4 separate regions of the Homo sapiens genome follow, and all the other regions are linked to region 1. Evidence: chromatin loops called from intact Hi-C (ENCODE). Cell type or tissue: sigmoid colon. All regions are shown on one strand. Region 1 has its middle 190 kb from the start of RDUR. Region 2 has its middle 230 kb from the start of ZPLD1. Region 3 overlaps NXPE3 (neurexophilin and PC-esterase domain family member 3). Region 4 has its middle 140 kb from the start of RDUR.

What was found. Peaks named below come from ENCODE experiments on the same cell type or tissue, not always from the same donor. Only the 100,000 strongest peaks of a DNase experiment are listed, where the experiment ranks them.
Region 2: a loop joins it to region 1, with 5 times the contacts of the local background. A loop is called at or near these places in 3 of 110 quality-filtered maps.
Region 3: it touches region 1 in a loop (2.5-fold over the local background); 4 of 110 quality-filtered maps call a loop at or near these places.
Region 4: a loop joins it to region 1, with 2.4 times the contacts of the local background. A loop is called at or near these places in 3 of 110 quality-filtered maps.

Annotation. Positions count from the first base shown.
Region 1 is chr3:102,127,508-102,132,507 of GRCh38, reverse strand. No RefSeq gene overlaps it. Among named protein-coding and RNA genes, the nearest start is that of RDUR, 190 kb to the right of the region's middle. In sigmoid colon, no CTCF peak of the experiment used is centred here; DNase peaks (open chromatin) are centred at 6 and 2,157; H3K27ac peaks cover 616 bases.
Region 2 is chr3:102,204,021-102,209,020 of GRCh38, reverse strand. No RefSeq gene overlaps it. Among named protein-coding and RNA genes, the nearest start is that of ZPLD1, 230 kb to the left of the region's middle. In sigmoid colon, no CTCF peak of the experiment used is centred here; DNase peaks (open chromatin) are centred at 2,070 and 2,400.
Region 3 is chr3:101,826,990-101,831,989 of GRCh38, reverse strand. It overlaps NXPE3 (neurexophilin and PC-esterase domain family member 3), which reads right to left. Exons shown (of 8, transcript NM_145037.4): 8 at 3,759-5,000. It also overlaps a transcript of NFKBIZ not described here. Among named protein-coding and RNA genes, the nearest start is that of NFKBIZ, 20 kb to the left of the region's middle. RefSeq lists enhancers at 2,444-2,503, 3,946-4,125, 4,276-4,325. In sigmoid colon, no CTCF peak of the experiment used is centred here; DNase peaks (open chromatin) are centred at 2,719 and 4,049; H3K4me3 peaks cover 3,820 bases; H3K27ac peaks cover 2,338 bases.
Region 4 is chr3:102,079,855-102,084,854 of GRCh38, reverse strand. No RefSeq gene overlaps it. Among named protein-coding and RNA genes, the nearest start is that of RDUR, 140 kb to the right of the region's middle. In sigmoid colon, no CTCF peak of the experiment used is centred here; no DNase peak of the experiment used is centred here; H3K27ac peaks cover 848 bases.

The DNA of each region.
Region 1 (5,000 bases):
ATAGAGGGAAGGCTATGATTTGTGGAACTGGTGGTGTCTCATGGGATGGTACTGGGAGTTCTGGAATGGGCCTGCTGTGGGATTCAGACATGCCTTATTGTTTAGGAAACTGAAGAATAGGTTGCATAGAAGCCCATTTCTTGTGTGCCTGAGCAGCCTCTAAGGAGAAAACTCAGGTCTGAGAAGGAGCCATGCATACTGAGTTTGGCTAATAACAAAAGATTAAGTTTTAGTGGGAGATGGACAGGGAAGTATGAGCCCAAAATGGGGGCTGTTACTCTGATATATCTCCAGTTGTACTCATAATTGGGTCCTAGAGAGAAGAGAAAGGCTGTAAGTAAAAATCTGAAAAGGAGGCTTAAAACTCAGCAAGACCTTAGTACAGCTTTGAGGTCTTGCTCCCAGAGTGTAGCACAGCAGAAAAATGGAGTCCTCCTTTTTGCTACAACCCACCCCACAGCAGGGCTTTACAAGGTTTCCAGGATCCATCAGTGCCTAAGGACATAGAAGGATCGAGCAGTGGTGCCCCACAATAGTTAAGTGGTTTGTGATGGCATGTGAGACCATCTCTGTTGGCAAAAATTCTTCAGGGGCACATTACAAGAAATTGAGGTTCTGTGAAAACAGGAGAGGCCAGAGTCAGTGTAACTGGTGTTGTTCACACTGTAATGAGACAATATCATGTTGTTGTTGATCATGTGAACTTGATAATTAAACCTGGATTCAAATTCAGGTTCCACACTAACTGGTTATGTGACCTTGTGCAAATGATTTACTAACATCTCCGGATCTGTTTTCTCATCTGCAAAATAGGGATAATCACGAGACCTAATTTAGAGCTGTTGTGAGGATTAAATAAGTAAAGAGCTTGAAAGAGTTCCTGGCATATAAGAAATGCTCAACAAGTGTTCGATATTTGTTATTGTTTGTTTTGCTTTGTTTCGTTTACTAATATGGGTACCTATGTGTACCTACTGACAGGTGATACCTAAGAAAATATGTGAAAGAAATAATTTCTTCATCGACAACAAAAGAACTTTTTACCACCAACAATAAGACTTGAGGGACTTCTACTGGGCTCATTGATTTATTTTTCTTTTAACTTTTTAGTTTTAGAGGTACATGTGCAGGTTTGTTATATAGGTAAACTTACGTCACACGGGTTTGTTGTACAGATTATTTTATGACACAATAGTCATTTTTTTTCTGCTCCTCTCCCTCCTCCCACCCTTTACCCTCAAGGAGACCTCAACGCCTATTGTTCTCTTCTTTGTGTCCCTGAGTTCTTATCATTCAGCTCCCACTTATAAGTGAGAACATTTGGTTTTCTGTTCCTGCATTGGTTTGCTAAGGACGATAGACTCCAGCTCCATCCATGTTCCTGCAACAGACATGATCTCATTCTTTTTTTATGGCTGAATAGTATTTCATGGTGTACATGTACCACATTTTATTTATCCAGTCTGTCACTGATGGACATTTAGATTGATTCCATGTCTCTGCTATTGTGAATAGTGCTGCAGTGAACATTTGCATGCATGTGTCTTTACGGTAGAATAATTTATATTCCTCTGGGTATATACCCAGAAATGGGATTGCTGGGTGAAATGGTAGTTCTGTTTTTAGCTCTCTGAAGAATCAATATGCTGCTTGCCGCCATGGTTGAGCTCCCACCAATGAATCTCCTATTTTCTCTCATAATCTTTCACTTGGATTACTATAATGCCCACCTGAGTGCACCTGGCTTCAATTCCACCCTCCATGTTACTCTTGGTATAAATTACAACCACAGTTATCTAGAGCCCTAGTTTTCTCAAGGAACAGGTGAATTTCCTTTTCATCTTATAGCAGAAAGTGGAGGGGCTACTCATTGATTTACAAATTTAAAAGTCCTGACTTGCTCAGTGTGACCCTGGAAAAAAGCACAAACAGCTCATATCTCTTAACACCCTACACTTGATCTTCCCAAGTTCAGTGTTTTTCATGTCCCTGCATCTCTCTGGATAACCTTATGAAACCCAACAAGGAACCAACTCAAGATGAGTAATGGTGTAGTGACTCAGAAAAGAACAAGATGTCTCTGAGTGAAAGAAAACAGTGTGCTCCAACAGCAGGAAACCAGGAGCAGTAATCAACAGGAGAGCCAAAACGCAGTCTTGAAGCAGCACAGCTGCCAACTGCTAAAAATTTCCTCAGGTTGCAAACGAATTAAAATAGTAACTGTGCTCTGGGTAAACTCCAGTGTCTAAAATATGTTGTCTTCCCCAGTCTCCTTAAGTAAGGTTACCTTTTGAGGCATGCTCTTTAAACATCTCTTTGGAACAGGAAGTTCCCAAGCTTCTATTTTGCTGTATGAAGCAAAATAGAATCTACCCACTGAGGAAGGATCTGTCAATTCACTTTTTATTTTTAGCTCTTGGGATGTAGTTGTGGTATATACTGCTAGCTTCCAAACCAATATCCTTCTTTTCTTTTTATTTTATTAACAGAGTCCACATTTCAGAGGGCACAGTAATGTTTACAGATAAAACTTATGTTACCCAGGTTTCCTTACATATAGCAGTAGCCACATGACATAGAGTTCCGGTTCAGAAAATATGAGCAGAAGTCATTGAGTAGGGCTTCTGGAAAAATTCTTAAAAGACTCAGCTAGCACACACCTTTTTTTTCTCCTTTTTCCTTTATCCTGTCTGAGATACAGGTAGAAGGGCTAGAAATGTAGCTGTAGCCATCATCTTGCAAACATAAAGGCAAGAGAATCATAAAGACCTTGGCCCAAAGAGCATCAAGCTGCTGAACTAATGCCAGCAAAGACTTACCTCTAGACTTCTTGTTATAATAGAAAATAAATCAAAATTTGATTAATTACTAATATTTGTGTCTGCTATAACATGTACCTGATTTTATTTTATTTTATTTTTTTATTATTATTATACTTTAAGTTTTAGGGTACATGTGCACAATGTGCAGGTTAGTTACATATGTATACATGTGCCATGCTGGTATGCTGCACCCATTAACTCGTCATTTAGCACTAGGTATATCTCCGAATGCTATCCCTCCCCACTCCCCCCACCCCACAACAGTCCCCAGAGTGTGATGTTCCCCTTCCTGTATCCATATGTTCTCATTGTTCAATTCCCATCTATGAGTGAGAGTATGCGGTGTTTGGTTTTTTGTCCTTGCGATAGTTTACTGAGAATGATGATTTCTAATTTCATCCATGTCCCTACAAAGGACATGAACTCATCATTTTTTATGGCTGCATAGTATTCCATGGTGTATAGGTGCCACATTTTCTTAATCCAGTCTATCATTGTTGGACATTTGGGTTGGTTCCAAGTCTTTGCTATTGTGAATATTGCTGCAATAAACATACATGTGCATGTGTCTTTATAGCAGCATGATTTATAGTCCTTTGGGTATACACTCAGTAATGGGATGGCTGGGTCAAATGGTATTTCTAGTTCTAGATCCCTGAGGAATCGCCACACTGACTTCCACAATGGTTGAACTAGTTTACAGTCCCACCAACAATGTAAAAGTGTTCCTATTTCTCCACATCCTCTCCAGCACCTGTTGTTTCCTGACTTTTTAATGATTGCCATTCTAACTGGTGTGAGATGGTATCTCATTGTGGTTTTGATTTACATTTCTCTGATGGCCAGTGATGGTTAGCATTTTTTTCATGTGTTTTTTGGCTGCATAAATGTCTTCTTTTGAGAAGTGTCTGTTCTTGTCCTTTGCCCACTTTTTGATGGGGTTGTTTGTTTTTTTCTTGTAAATTTGTTTGAGTTCATTGTAGATTCTGGATATTAGCCCTTTGTCAGATGAGTAGGCTGCGAAAATTTTCTCCCATTTTGTAGGTTACCTGTTCACTCTGATGGTAGTTTCTTTTGCTGTGCAAAAGTTTAGTTTAATTAGATCCCATTTGTCAATTTTGGCTTTTGTTGCCATTGCTTTTGGTGTTTTAGACATGAAGTCCTTTCCTATGCCTATGTCCTGAATGGTAATGCCTAGGTTTTCTTCTAGGGTTTTTATGGTTTTAGGTCTAACGTTTAAGTCTTTAATCCATCTTGAATTAATTTTTGTATAAGATGTAAGAAAGGGATCCAGTTTCAGCTTTCTACATATGGCTAGCCAGTTTTCCCAGCACCATTTATCAAATAGGGAATCCTTTCTCCATTGCTTGTTTTTCTCAGGTTTGTCAAAGATCAGATAGTTGTAGATATGCGGTGTTATTTCTGAGGGCTCTGTTCTGTTCCATTGATCTATATCTCTGTTTTGGTAACAGTACCATGCTGTTTTGGTTATTGTAGCCTTGTAGTAGAGTTTGAAGTCAGGTAGCGTGATGCCTCCAGCTTTGTTCTTTTGGCTTAGGATTGACTTGGCGGTGCAGGCTCTTTTTTTGTTCCATATGAACTTTAAAGTAGTTTTTTCCAATTCTGTGAAGAAAGTCATTGGTAGCTTGATGGGGATGGCATTGAATCTATAAATTACCTTGGGAAGTATGGCCATTTTCACGATATTGATTCTTCCTACCCATGAGCATGGAATGTTCTTCCATTTGTTTGTATCCTCTTTTATTTCATTGAGCAGTGGTTTGTAGTTCTCCTTGAAGAGGTCCTTCACATCCCTTGTAAGTTGGATTCCTAGGTATTTTGTTCTCTTTGAAGCGATTGTGCATGGGAGTTCACTCATGATTTGGCTCTCTGTTTGTCTGTTATTGGTGTATAAGAATGTTTGTGATTTTTGTACATTGATTTTGTATCCTGAGACTTTGCTGAAGTTGCTTATCAGCTTAAGGAGATTTTGGACTGAGACAATGGGGTTTTCTAGATATACAATCATGTCATCTACAAACAGGGAGAATTTGACTTCCTCTTTTCCTAATTGAATACCCTTTATTTCCTTCTCCTACCTAATTGCCCTGGCCAGAACTTCCAACACTTTGTTGAATAGGAGTGGTGAGAGAGGGCATCCCTGTCTTGTGCCAGTTT
Region 2 (5,000 bases), 77 kb before region 1:
AGAGCCATATTTCTCTTCTTTCAAAAGCAAATGGGAGAAATATCGCTGAATTCTTTTTCTCAGCAAGTAACATCCCTGGGAAAGAGAATACGTGCCTGGGGGTGGGTCTCTAAACAGCCCCCCCTGGGCGTGGCCGTCTTTTATGGTTGAGGCTGTAGGGGTGAAATAGACCCCAGTCTCCCATAGTGCTCCCAGGCTTACTAGGAAGAGGAAATTCCCACCTAATAATTTTGGTCAGACCGGTTGCTCTCAAAACTCTGTCTCCTGATAAGATGTTATCAATGACAATGGTGCCCGAAACTTCATTAGCAATTTTAATTTCACCCCAGTCCTGTGTTCCTGTGATCTTGCCCTGCCTCCACTTGCCTTGTGATATTCTATTACCTTGTAAAGTACTTGATGTCTGTGACCACACCTATTCACCCACTCCCTCTCCTTTTGAAAATCCCTAATAAAAACTTGCTGGTTTTTGCAGCTTGTGGGGCATCGTGGAACCTACCGACATGTGATGTCTCCCCCTGATGCCCAGCTTTAAAATAAATCTCTTTTGTACTCTGTCCCTTTATTTCTCAAGCCGGCCAACACTTAGGGAAAATAGGAAAGAACCTACCTGAATATCGGGGCAGGTTCCCCGACACTATGAGCCTAACAAGCTCAGGAGACATAGCAGATTAAATCAAGAGAGAATATTAAAAATAGAGAAAGGATGTCTAAACAAGAAAGAGCCAAGGAGGTAGGACAGGTGAGAAGAGAAAGAGTGGGGGAAACAGAGTGAAGAATGAGGAGATCCACAATGAAGAAAGCTCATGGATGATAAGACCAGATCAGTCTGTTCTTCTGGGATGCTATTAAATAAAGTAAAATATAAATAAGATTATAGTTAAAAATTATTTGCATATTTTTCTTCTTCAACTTAAAGTTAAGGACAGGACACAGTGGTTCATGTCTGCAATCCCAGCACTTTGGGAGGTTGAGGCAGGAGAATTGCTTGAGGCCAGGAGTTTGAGACAAGCCTGGGAAATACAGTGAGATCCCATCTCTACAAAAAAATTCAAACATTAGCTAGGTGTGGTGATGCACGCCTTTAGTTATAGTTACTCAGTAGGCTGAGACAGGAGGATTGCATGAGCCCAAAGGTTCAGGCTGCAGTGAGCTATGATCATGCCACTGCACTCCAGCCTGAGCAACAGAGCAATACCTCTAAAAAATAAGAAATAAGTAATAAAATATAAGGTTAAAGAATTAAGACAACAAAGTCAAACAGATGACTAAAGATATGGTATAAACATAGAGCAGGCAATGTCAAATACAACTTTTGCTGGTAAACTGAAGAAATCAGCAATAGGGTATCAGAATTTGGGGATGAAGTTTACAGGGAATGAAAGAAAAATCCGCAAAAACATCCTGGCCAATCTAAGAAAAAAAATCTATGCCCTTCTGGCTTAGAATCAGGATCTGAAGATCCTTCACATGGGCAAAAATGTCTCCTGTCACTGAGCCATCACTCTGAATTGCGCAGTTTTTCCTCAGAAATTGTTTTGGCAAGATGGAAAAGAAATTGTGGGCTAAAAACCAGCCATGGAATGCTCAGAACTGAATTTATTCTGAGAATTTATTGCTTTTTGAAATGCATTTGTCTGGAAACATTTTGAAGCAAGCTGCCTGGAAACTGGGAGTTAAGCAGATGCTCCCCACCCACCCCGACATCCCTAATTGCCCAGGAAAGCCTATCCACCTCCTTCTGGGAATGAAGCAAACTTAAACATGTCTGAAATACACTAAAAGCCAAGACTTCACCACAGTGCGATATATGCATGTAACAAAATTGCACTTGTGGGAGAGGGGTGGAAAGCTCCAATGATCCTATGTCCTGTAAGGACACCAAGTTAACAACTATGTACACACACACACACACACACACACACACACACAAATCACCTTTATAAGAACCAAAAATCAGGTGAGCCCTCACAGCACCTAGTTTTAACTTCATATCCCTGAAAGAGACACTGAAGAGGGTAGGAAAGACTCCTGAGTCACAGATGCCACCCCTCCCCCATCTGCTAGCAACATCTGCATGGTGTGAAGAAAGAATCTGTGCATTTGGAAGAGTTTAAGCACAACAATCGTGAGACTTTGCATTGAACTCAATCGTGCCCTGTCACAGCAGAAAGCAAAACCAGGCTGAACTCAGCTGATGCCCACTCATGGAAGGAACATTTAAACCAGCCCTAGCCAGAAGGGAATTACCCATCCCAGCAATTAGAACTTGACTTCTGGCAAGCCTCACTACTTCGGGCTAAAGTACTCTGGGGCTCTAAATAAACTTGAAAGGCAGTCTAGGACACAAGTACTACAACTCCTAGGCAAGTTCTAGTGCTAAACTGGGCTCAGAGCCAGTGAATTTGGCGAGCACATGACCTAGTGAGACATCAGCTGGGCTGGCTAAAGTAGTGCTTGTGTGACTCCTTCCCCAACCCCAGGCTGCACAGTTCATGGCTCCAAAAAACACCCCTTCCTTTCACTTCAGGAGAGGGGAGAGAGTAAAGAGAACTTTGTCTTGCACCTTGGATACCAGCTCAGTCACAACAGGATAAAGAACCAGTCAGAGTCATGAGGCCTCCTTTCCAGACCCTAGTTCTCAGATGGCATTTCTAGACATACCCAGGGCCATAAAGGAACCAGCAGCATTAAACAAAAAGACCAAGTCCCAGCACAATCCATCACCTGCTAACTGAAGAGCCCCTGGGCCCTGAATAACCAGAAGTAATACCCAGATAGTACCTGATGGGCCTTGGGTAAGACTCTGAGACTCGCTGGCTTTAGGTGAGACTCCGCACATTCCCAGTTGTGGTGGTTACAGGAAGAGACTCCTGCTTGAGAAAAGCAGACAGAAAAGTAAAGGTTACTTTGTCTCATACCTTAAGTGCCAGCTTGGCCACAGGGGGTAGAGCACCAAATGGGCTCTTGGGGTCCACAATTCTAGGCTGTGGCTCTTGGATGGCATTTCTGGACCTGCTCTGGGCCACAGAGAAGGCCAATCCCTTGAAGGGTGAGTCCCAGGGAAAGCAGCATTCAGCACAAGCTGACTAAAGAGCCTTTGGGCCTCAAGGGAACATCAGCAGTAGCCTGGCAATACTCCTCATGGGTCTGTGGCGGCAGTGGCCATGGGGTGAGGATTCTCTGTTTGTAGAAAGAGGAAGGAGGAGTGGGAAGGACTGCATCTTGTGGTTTGAGTACCAGCTCTGCTACAGTACACTAGAACACCAAGTAGACTTCCATGGTTTTTAACTCCAGTCCCTGGCTCCCAGATGGCACCTCTGGACCTGACAAGGGGCATAGGGGAACTCTCTGCCCTGAAGGAAAGTACACAAGGCTGGATGGCTTCATCACCTGCTGATTATAGAGCCCTAGGACATTGAGCGAACATAGGCAGTAGCCAGGTAGTGGTTACAGTGGGCCTTGGGTGAGACCCAGTGCTGTGCTGGCTTCAGGTCTGATCCACTGCAATCCCAGTGGTGGAGGTCACAGGGATGCTTGTATCACCTCACCACCACCCACTCAAAGCAGCTCAGAACAGAGAGAGAGAGAGACTCTGTTCGTTTGGGAGAAAGTAAAAGAGAAAAACAGTCTCTGCCTGGTAATCCAGAGATCTCTTCCAGATCTTATCCAAGACTATCAAGGCAGCACATCTATGAGTCTGCAAAAATCACAGTGTTAGTGGGCACAGGCCCCCAATGCATATATGGCTGAAACCACAACACCCAAGTCCTTTCAAATACCTGCAAAGCCTTCCCAAGGAGGATGATTACAAACAAGTCCAGACTGCAAAGACTGTAATACATACATAATTTTTCAATGCCTAGTCACAGATGAATATCCACAAGCAACAAGACCATCCAGGAAAACATGGCCTCACCAAATGAGCTAAATAAGTCACCAGGCACCAACCCTGGAGAAACAAAAATATGTTACCCTTCAGGCAAAGAACTCAAAATAAGTTCTGAGGAAATTCAAGATCATACAGAGAAGAAATTTAGAATTCTATCAAATAAATTTAACAAAGAGATTGAAATAATTAAAAAGAATCAAGCAGAAATTTTGGAGTTGAAAAATGCAATTGACATACTGAAGAATGCATCAGAGTGTTTCAATGGCAGAATTGATCAAACAGAAAAAAGAATTAGTGAGCCTGAAGGCAGGCTATTTGAAAATACACAGAGTAGACAAAAGAAAAAAGAATTAAAAAAAAATAAAGCATGCCTACAGGGTCTAGAAAATAGCCTCAAAGGGACAAATCTAAGAGTTATTAAGAGGAGGTAGAGAAAGAGATAAGGGTAGAAAGTTTATCCAAAGGGATAATAACAGAGAGCTTCTCAAACATAGAGAAAGATATCAATCAAAGGAAAGTTATTAAGCACCAAGCAGATTTAACCCAAAGAAGACTACCTCAAGGCATTTAATAAACTCCCAAAGATCAAGGATAAAGAAGGGATCCTAAAAGCAGCAAGAGAAAAGATACAAATAACATACAATAGAGCTCCAGCACATCTGGCAGCAGACTTTTCAGTGGAAACCTTACAGGCCAGGAGAGAGTGGCATGATATATTTAAGATGTTGAAGGAAGATACTCTTACCCTAAAATAGTGTATCTGGCAAAAATATCCTTCAAAGATGAAGGAGAAATAAAGAATTTCCTACGCACAAAAAAAAGCTGAGAGATTACATCACTCAGACCTGTCTTGCAAGAAATGCAATCAGAAGGAAAAAGGTGTTAATAAGCAATAAGAAATTATTTGGAGATACAAATCTCACTGGTAATAGTATGCACACAGAAAAACAGAATATTACAAAATTGTAATTGGTGAGTAAACCCTTCATCTTAAATAGAAGGACTAAACAATGAACCAAGGAAAAATAGTAACTAAAACAACTTTTCAAGACATAGTACAATGCTACAATAAGATGCAAATGGAAACAACAAAAGGTTAAAAAGTACA
Region 3 (5,000 bases), 300 kb after region 1:
ACACAGTGAGCTATGATCATGCCACCATGCCACTGCACTCCAGCTTGGGTGGGAGAGCAAAACTCTGTCTCAAAAAAAAAGCAAAACTTTGGGAGGCTGAGGCAGATGGATCACTTGAGGTCAGGAGTTCAAGACTAGCCTGGCAAACATGGTGAAACTCCACTCTACTAAAAATACAAAAATTAGTTGGGCGTGGTGGCATGTGCCTGTAGTCCCAGCTACTCAGGAGGTTGAGGCATGAGAATCACTTAAACTCGGAAGGCGGAGTTTGCAGTGAGCCAAGAAGGGGCTACTGCACTCCAACCATGGGCGACAGAGGGAGATTCTGTATCAAAAAAAAAGAAAGGAGAGAGAGAGGAAAAAGAAAAAGAGGAGAAGGAGGAGAAGAAGGAGAAGGAGAAAAAGGAGGAGGAGGAGAAAAGAGAAAAGAAAAGAAACTAAAAACGTTGTTCCCCCTCTGGAAACCAGTACTTTTAAAATCCATGAAAAATGAGGATGTAGACACAAAGCAAGACACAAAAAGACAACAAACCACAGAAAAATCTTTTGACCTCAGTTGAATAAGTACATCCAGAGCATTTACAATGACATGTCTCAACCTTTCTTTCAGTATTAGACCCCACTACAGGGTCTTTTTAGACATCTTTTTCCTAATCATCCCCTGATGAAAGTTTAATATCACAGATATACTGTATATCTATTATGTACTATGGCCCTTTGGGGGCCACAAACTATTGTAATAGCTAAGATTTTTCCCTGAAGAACCTATTTTTGCCCTCTTGGAGATAATATCACCCTCTCTAAGAACGCATGATTTACAGTATTAGACCCTCTACAGATTCACAGTACTAGGCTGTCTAGCAAACTTGACTGAAACAATCAGAGGAATGGGGATGCACATAAACTACTCAATGCTAAAACATATCCAAAAGTCTTCTACCAATATTAAAAGTGCCTGCATGTTGCTAAATATCTGAACAAACAGTGAAAAAATCATTTTTAATGTCTCCAAATATCTGGAGGTTGGCATTTTATAGATATAACATCTAGGTAATTAACAGTATTTTGATAAGTTTAATTCAGATATTTGGTATCATGTATAGAGAATGTAGCATTGTGATTATTGTTTAATATAACCATGACAGAATTCACCATTTGTCGTGGTTATATTTCCCATTCTATCAAAAAGACACATGCACCTGTATGTTCACTGCAGCACTTACTTACAATAGCAAAGACATGGAATCAACCTAGATGCCCATCAACAGTGGACTAGATAAAGGAAATGTGGTACGTATACACTGTGGAAATCTACACAGCCATAAAAAAGAATAGAATCATGTCCTTTGCAGCAACATGGATGCAGCTGGAGGCCATTATCCCAAGTGAATTAACACAGGAACAGAAAACCAAATACCACATGTTCTCATTTTTAAGTGGGAGCTAAACATTGGATACTCAAGGACATAAAGATGGCAACAAAGACACTGAGGACTGCTAGATGGGGGAGAGAGGGAGGAAAGCAAGGGCTGAAAAATAACTATGATCAGTACCTGGGTGATGGGATCAGTTGTACCCCAAACCTCAACATCACGCAATACACCCAGGTAACAAACCTATACATGCACCCCCTGAATCTAAAATAAAAGTTGAAGTTACAAAAATAAATAAATAAAATAAAGCTAATTACAGCTACCTAAAAAATGCTGTAGGGCTAAATGAGATCTTGCTGGTAAGCTCCCAAAACAAGTGTTTAATAAGTGTTAATTCCCAATCCACTAACTCCATCAGCGGCAGTAAATATTTTCATTCCCTACGGTTGAAAGGAAGGTATTTTACTTCACAGACAATCCCAAATTAAAGGAACAGAAAGTGCTTTAATCAGAAACCACATATGCTAGTTTTAAGGAGCCTCTTCACCAAAACTGAGAGGGGGCATGATGCTCTCCAAGCCTGTTAAAGATTACATAACCCTGAAACTGTCAGTAAGCAGAGAGCTGAATTCCCCTCTTAGATGTATTCATATGTCCTCTTGCTATGGAAAATAGCAGAAATTCAACAAATTGGTTTAAAAAAATACTACTAAACCACACACACACACACACACACAAAAAATCTTAGTTCTCATGAAATCACAGTAAAATGCCTATAAATAAAATTCATAGTAATTTTGTAGCAACTTCAAAAAAATGTCTAATTTAAGAGAAAAATCTTAGAAAAATCCCACTGCCCTTTTTGACATCAGCCAGAAGCTAGGTAACACCTGGATGCTACTTGTTTAGAAATATCAGCCCTTCTCACCCTCGAGAGTTCAGCATCAGGCCAAGAAAGCCAAAAGGTGAAGTTCAGCCAGGGCCCTCGAGATCTTCCTGTTAACCTGGGAGAAAAAAATCAAGAGGCCTCCAGATCAGTGTCAGCTATGAGCCAAAAGAAAATGGTGTTTTCAGGAGCAATTCATTATTGGTCTCAGAACAATTAGAAAATCTTTCCCCTCAGTAATGCTTTCCATGGCTCTGTAGCTTCTGAAAGGGTTTGTTTTGCTCTCTGAGAGCTTTCTTGTCTTGTCTGTTACAGGACAAGAAAGAGAAGGGTTTGCCTCCTCTTCCTCAGTGAGGAAAAGTCTGTATCTGAACAGCTGGATTATGCTGACCTCGGTCATCACCTCCACACTGGAGAGGATGCTGCCAAATGTTTCCGTCATCTGCACTGTGCACTGATGTCATGTGCTAACTCCTCTCAGACTGACTCTGCCACCGCAGTGCTCCACGCCTGTACCCTGCCCAACTGTGTCTTTGGCCTCAGCAGGATGATGTTAGAAAGACGGTGGAGAGGGGTGGTGGACCATACACCGTATTCTGAGGCCAAATAAATAAACAGGCAGGGTTATCTGCCTGTTTAGATGATCTGTGTGGCTGATGCCCTGCTCCATCAGGGATTATGCGGGGTGGTGAATGAGACTAGGATAAACTTTTCTCTCCTTTTATTGTCTAAACAACCTACTGTCTAACAGAAGCAAAAAAATATTCCACCCAGCCAGATATTTCTTTAGATGTCAGATTTAAATAGAGGAAATATATATTACCAAATGCTTAAAATTTACGTAACTGTCATCCTCTTTGGGACAGCACCTTCAGCCACTGCAGCGAATTCACTAATCCCAATGAAGAGAATCTCTAATCCATTCTATTTAGAAATGTGCTTTTATTCAAACAAAACCCCTTAACATATACAGATTATCATGAATCTGGGGGTCCAGCCAAATCATCAAATTTCAGGTTTTCCTCATTCATAAAATGGCCATTCATACATTTTAATTTTACAGCTGTAAGAATGAATGAGGGCATGCTATAAAGTATTTCAATTTACTCTGATATATTTTCCCATATAGTTTCATGCCTACGGTTGGTGGGAAAGTACTCCTCTAAACCCACACATCAAATCTCCTGGGAGACTTCTGCCTCGGGATATCATAGTTCTAGGTCACTGACAGAAGATAGTGTTACATTAGATTTATGATACTTCATCACCCATTCTATCGATCTCCTCCATTAGTATCTCAGTCCTTCCTGGGCCTTTAAAGCAAACAGACATGATTCTTGCTATTACTAAACTACAAAAACATCCCAGATTTTCTTTCTCCAAAAAACTATCCCCCAATATTTTGCCCCAAAGCAAGTATGGCTACTCAAACATAGGAGAGTGACTCCAAAGTTAAGAATCTGACTATGGGAATAGGAAAGAAAAAGAAAAAAAAAATCTTACCATTTAAGATATTTTAATAAAATATCAGATAATAAAAATATACCTTTGTGTTTGAAGAGTCAAGTCACACAAATACGTAAGAGCAAATCAATTGTTTCCAGCTGTAATCAGCGATAATAACCCAAGTACGTGACAGCATGAGAAAGACGATCAGTTTCCTTTTGAGGTTACATGATAAGCAGCAGCTAAGCAGCCTTTTTCTCTAAGAACTCGCCGTCTGACCTCGTGGCAAGAGGAGGCCAGCCCCTCTCACTGGCGCCCTTTATAGCGTTCGCTTTCAGTTCTCCACTCTAGTGAGGACGGGGGCGGGGGAAGCTAAGAGCCTGTTTTCTAAAATGCAGAATACGGTCATCCTCTCTTTCGAACCGGGTTGCGTGGGCACTGAGGAGGGCCAGAGGAGGCAGGGAGGGGGCAGCGAGGCCTAGATTTGTGGATTTTTTTTCTGCACACTGGAAATTCCCAGACCAAAAAGGTACCGACCCGAGTCCCGGACATTCCCCTCGAGGGCCGGCTCCAAGACCTGGACTGGAGCCGCAGGGAGGAATCAGAGGCAACATCTACAAACAAAACTTTTTCCTTAAAGACGTCCTTTTAAAATGTCCTAGTGAATCTCCTGATGGGCATTAGAGTTGCCTTCTCATTAGATTCACCTCATCTTATTTCGCTTTTTCTGTGTGGCCCCTAAACGTGAGGGTGCAGTGGGCGGGTGGAGGGAGTTACCTTTTACCATATAGCTTTTACAATACGGCAATCAAAAAGTAGTATCGCAATCATGTGCCTTCACTGACTAATTAAAGGACAAGAAATCTGTGACATAAATAAAGCAATGGTCCTGTAACATGAAGATCACTTTATTTTCAAGGAGTAAGGGGAATGGTAATGGGGTAGATTTAACAGCAAATGAACCACTGCACAAAACTGAAAGGATTTCTCCTATGACATTTAGTTTCACTTCTTTTCCATTTAGGACACTAGCTGCTGTAATCTCGGTACTACTTTTTTTTAAGTTATCTTCCCCAAGCAGTGTTACAATCCAGCTGGAATGGGCATTAGATATACACATCATTAGACTCTTAAAAAGAGGCCCGATGGCCTCTCATTTAACCAGAATATTAAAAAAGAAAATATATGTACACACATATAAATATATTTAAGTTCACACTTTTTTATTTTTTATTTATTTATTTATTTATTGAGACAGAGTTTCACTCTCGTTGCCCAGGCTAGAGTGCAATGGC
Region 4 (5,000 bases), 48 kb after region 1:
GTGCTAGTTAACAATAGTGTACTATTTGCACATGTAAAAATTTATGAGGGTAGTTATCGTGTTATATGTTTTTTACCATCATAAAAAAGAATATATTGGTTCCTTCATGAGTTAATCTATGGCTTTTTCCTGATGAAACTCATTGTTCAATGCCACCGGCATACAAGTGTTCAAACTGACCATGTTGCTCAGTTCCTTGTAGTGGGCTTGAATAAAAACTTAGACTAAAAGATAAGCTTTAAAATACACATAATAAATTTACAAACTAAAAGCTTAAAAAATCTGAAATTTCAGAGTTTTTTTCTGGTTTCTGGAGAGGGTCATGAATGAAATATGAAACCATTTAGTATTTCCTTCTAATGCTAAAGTTTTGTCATAGCAACGATAAAGTAATTATTCTGTAGCAGCTAGAATTCTGCTTATGAGAAGAGTTGCTTTTGTTGAAAAAAATGTTTTGATAAGCCCACATGGGAGCTAAGCCTCATGGACCTTGGCATTGGGTGGTGATAAAACTTTGTAGAAAGAGAGAAGTTGCTCCGTGTAACTGAGAAAAAAGTATTGGAAACTCAAGGGAGAATCCGGAAGAAGATATGGAAAAGAGAGAAGGGGAAAGAGTGCAAATAAAATGATGGATTGCCATGTGTGACGCAACCCTTCCTAGAGCCTGCAAAATCTTTAGTAAAACCTACAAAAAATTATGCAGTACTCATTACATTCCTGTGGAGTCTGGTGAGTTCAGCTGCATTTTAAAACCCTGACAGGTTTATAAAATTATTATTTCTGAAATAAACCAGACATGTTATTCCTATCTTCTGCATAAAATACCAAATTAATGGGAAAATGATTATCTCAATGATATGGGATCATGGCTTTTATTTTATCCACATTAACCGGAAAAAATGAAGAAAGGTAAATATTTGTATCTAAACTGTATAGATTGTCTACCATAACTCAATTACAGTACACTGTTCGTTTCCTCAGGTTTTTGTATATGTGTATGTTTTTAAGTTGACCCGAATGCTAACTAACTTTTAGACCTTTTTATGCTTAAATGTTTCTTGATATTCAAAATGTCAAATTCATTTTCTTTTTCTGGACTATCAAAAAAACTTTACTTAGCAGCCATCTCCAGTTGTCAAGCTCAGATACCTCCCAGGGCAGGGAGTTCAAAGTCCAAAACCTCCGAGATGGGGCAGGTGGTAGGCAAAATGTAAAATAGATTGATGTTGGGAGTTTCCAGCTCACTTTTCCTCAACTCCCTCTTTTAAGGTTTCTGCCCAAGACATTTCTCAATCATCTAATGTAGCTTGATTCTAAACCTTAGAGAAGAAACTTGCCTTATTAAACCAATTCAAGCTGACAGATTTGATGGAAATAACTGAATTCTAAAGGAGATTACCAGACATGGGCAAGGCTAATCATAAAGAATGAATCATAAATAATAGAATTTCTACTACCAGGAGCAGGTAATGTGGGAAATATATGTTGAGTAGACATCACACAGGTGACTGTCTGGTCTCCCTATGCCTTAGTCTAATCTTGATCCTTTGGATACCCCTCGTGTTTCAGAAATAATAATAAAGGAAATATTCAGTTTTGAAGGGTCAGAATTCTCTAGAATAGACAGAGATACTTCCTCATCATCCTTTTATTTTGATTAATGGAAGAATAAACCAACCAACAGAGTTCAGCTTTCTTGGGTTTCATCAGTGGAGAGCAAACTCCTGTGTGTATCATGGATAACAAATTAGTTTGGTTCTATGATCAGCCTGCCAAGTAGGCAAAGCACCACAGTATCACAGAATATCTGAGCTGTTCCTGGAGAACAGAGGCTGTGTCTTTATAAATTCAGAAAATGATTTACCCCAGCAACACTCAATAACGTTTGCTGAACAGGTTATCTTAAGCATCATTTAGTAAAACTTACCCTGCAGTGCAGGAATGAATTTCTGCTACAACAAATAAAGATCTCTACTCAACTAAAAGTGTCATGAAAACAACGTTTTGCTCACCCTTGTCTGGCAAAATATCAGGCAAATAATAAGACCTAAAAACAACAACAATCCTAATGAATGAGTTTTTTAAATATACCAATTGTACAGAACAATGGACCAATGGTAATGAGATTAAATTGAATAAATACATATACACTATGACATATTTGTTGTACAGATTCTTTCATCACTCAGGTATTTTTCCTCATCCTCTCCCTCCTCCCACCCTCCACCTTCCAATAGGCCCCAGCGAGTGGTTGTTCCCCTCTATGTGTCCATGTGTTCTCATCATTTAGCTCCCACTTCTGAGAATATGCAATATTTGATTTTCTTTTCCTGTGTTAATTTGCCTCCAACTCCATTCATGTCCCTGCAAAGGACATGATCTCATTATTTTTAAGGCTGCCTAGTATTCTATGGTGTATGTACCACATTTTCTTTATCCAGTCTATCACTGATGGGCATTTAAGTTGATTCCATGTCTTGCTATTGTGAATAGTGCTGCAATGAACATATGTGTGCATGTGTCTTTATAATATAATAATTTGTATTCCTTTGGGTATATATCCAGGAATTGGATTGCTGGGTCAAATGATATTCCTGTCTTTAGGTCCTGGAGGAATTGCCACACTGTCTTCCACAATGGTTGAACTAATTTACACTCCCACCAGGCATCCTTTATTCCTTCATCCTTTTCCTGTATGGCTAGATTCCAACTTGATTCACTTTCCTATTCATTGTCTTCTGAAAAAGTCCCTTTTAGATCAGTGGCTTAAAACAGAATCTTGTTATCACAATGCCATCTGACCAGTACGATGGTAAAAATCTTTGCTGGCAGCAAACTTTGCTGCCAAATATCATATTTAGTCCATCCTCTCATTTCCCTTTAACTTTTATTGAGCACAGATGCAGAATGTACTATACTAAGTGCCATGATGTTTAATATTTTGGATTAAACAGAAAACAAGTCATTCTTACATTAGTAGAAAAGTTGTGTGAAGTTTCCTAAGACATAGCCATAGAAACAAATTCAACTAATAAAATGAGTTTACAATTACTCACTTACAATTACTTACACTTCCCCTTCTTGAGAAATTAAACACCGTTTTGGTTTCTGATTCTTTGTAGGTATGACCAATGTTTTGTTCCTTCTTTTTATTTGTCATTCCTTCTGGAAAATTGTAAGATCTGCTTTTCATTTCCAGTGCTCGGAAATTTCACAATAGGATTTGATATACATTTTTTATTTTCTGTTGTTATAATAGGCACTTGGCAAAACATTTAATAAAATTTTCTTATATATTTTATAATTTTCTTTATTTTATTTGCCTGTTTCTATAAGATCTTGATCCACTTAGACCGTTTGCCTGCTTTCTTCTTTTGTCCTTCACTTTCCATCTTCTGATTTTGGTTTGTTTGTCTTGTTGTTTTTTTGTGGTTATTTTGATGTCTTGGAAATGTACTGTATAGGTGTGCTAGGAGTATCATAACAAAATACCACAGAATGGCTATTTTTAAAAAGAGAAATGTATATTCTGGGAGTCCTGGAGTCTAGAAGTCCAACAGCATGGTGCCAGGAGAGCTGGTTTCTCTAAGTTCTCCTTTCTCCACTTGCAGATAGCTGCCCTCTTGCTGCCTCTTCATGATCATCCTTCTGTGAGGGACATACTTGATGTCTCTCTATAAGTATTAATCGCCTCTTCCTAAATGGATATCAGTTACATTCCAGTAGGACTTACCTTAAGAGCCATATTTTACCTTAAGTACCTCTTTAAAGCCCTATCCCCAAATACAGTCACATTCCCAATACTGGAGATTAAGACTTCAATATGGCCAGGTGTGGTGGCTCACGCCTGTAATTCCAGCACTTTGGGAGGCCCAGGCAGGTGGATCACGAGGTCAGGAGATCGAGACCATCCTGGCTAACAGGGTGAAACCCCGCCTCTACCAAAAATAAAAAAAATTAGCTGGGCATGGTGGCGGGCGTCTGTAGTCCCAGCTACTCGGGAGGCTGAGGCAGGAGAATGGCGTGAACCCGGCAGGCAGAGCTTGCAGTGAGCCAAGATCGCACCATTGCACTCCAGCCTGGTGACAGAGCAAGACTCCGCCTCAAAAAAAAAAAAAAAAAAAGACTTCAATATATGAATTTGAGGGGGGACACAAGTCAGTCTGTAACATTTACTCAACAACTGTATCAATGTTTTGGTTTAATGTTTAATTTCTACTGTCATCATTTTTATATTTGATGGTCTTTTTTATTCTCTTTTCATTTTTATAGTATCCTGTTCATGTCCATGGATTCATTATCTTCTCTCTCTGAGAATCTTAGTTTGTTTTTTTTTCCTACATTGTCTTTGCTTCCTCTGAGTTCATTTCATATTAAAGTGTTTTCTCAAATATCTAGACAGCTTTGGCTGTTCATTCATATAGAGTGACTTATTTAAGACCCTGAAAAGCTGATTAGAAGTTCTGTGAAAATAGGTAAGACTAGACAGTGAACTTCATTGTAGGAAGCTCAGGCTGTAAACTGGCTTATTTTGTTGGATCAAGGGAGAGGATCACATTATGACGAGTGATGAGAAGTGGGCTGTAACCGTGGAGCGCAAGGGTGAAAAATCATGGGAGATTTGCTTATAATGGTCCCCCGTATGATGGGCGCCCTCAAGTCTCAACAAATTCCACATGAAGAAAGGTTCAACAGCAATGGTGTGGGATGGCTTTCTCACATGGTTCAAAAAGATGACGAGCTTCAAAAGATGAGGAGCTAGCTTAAACTAGTATAAAACTCACAGCCCAGAATGAAAGTAGGAGGGGGAAGACTTGACTAGGCAGGAACACCACACGGCAGGCAGCATCATACTACAAGCTTTTTGTGCCACCCCATTCAAGCCATCATGTATGTATCACTGCCACTTAGGCACTACTCTCTGCTACTCTCATGCAGTGGCAACAAGGGGAGATGGAGGAAAGAGCTTGTTCTGCATTACAATTAGTATTTTTATCATC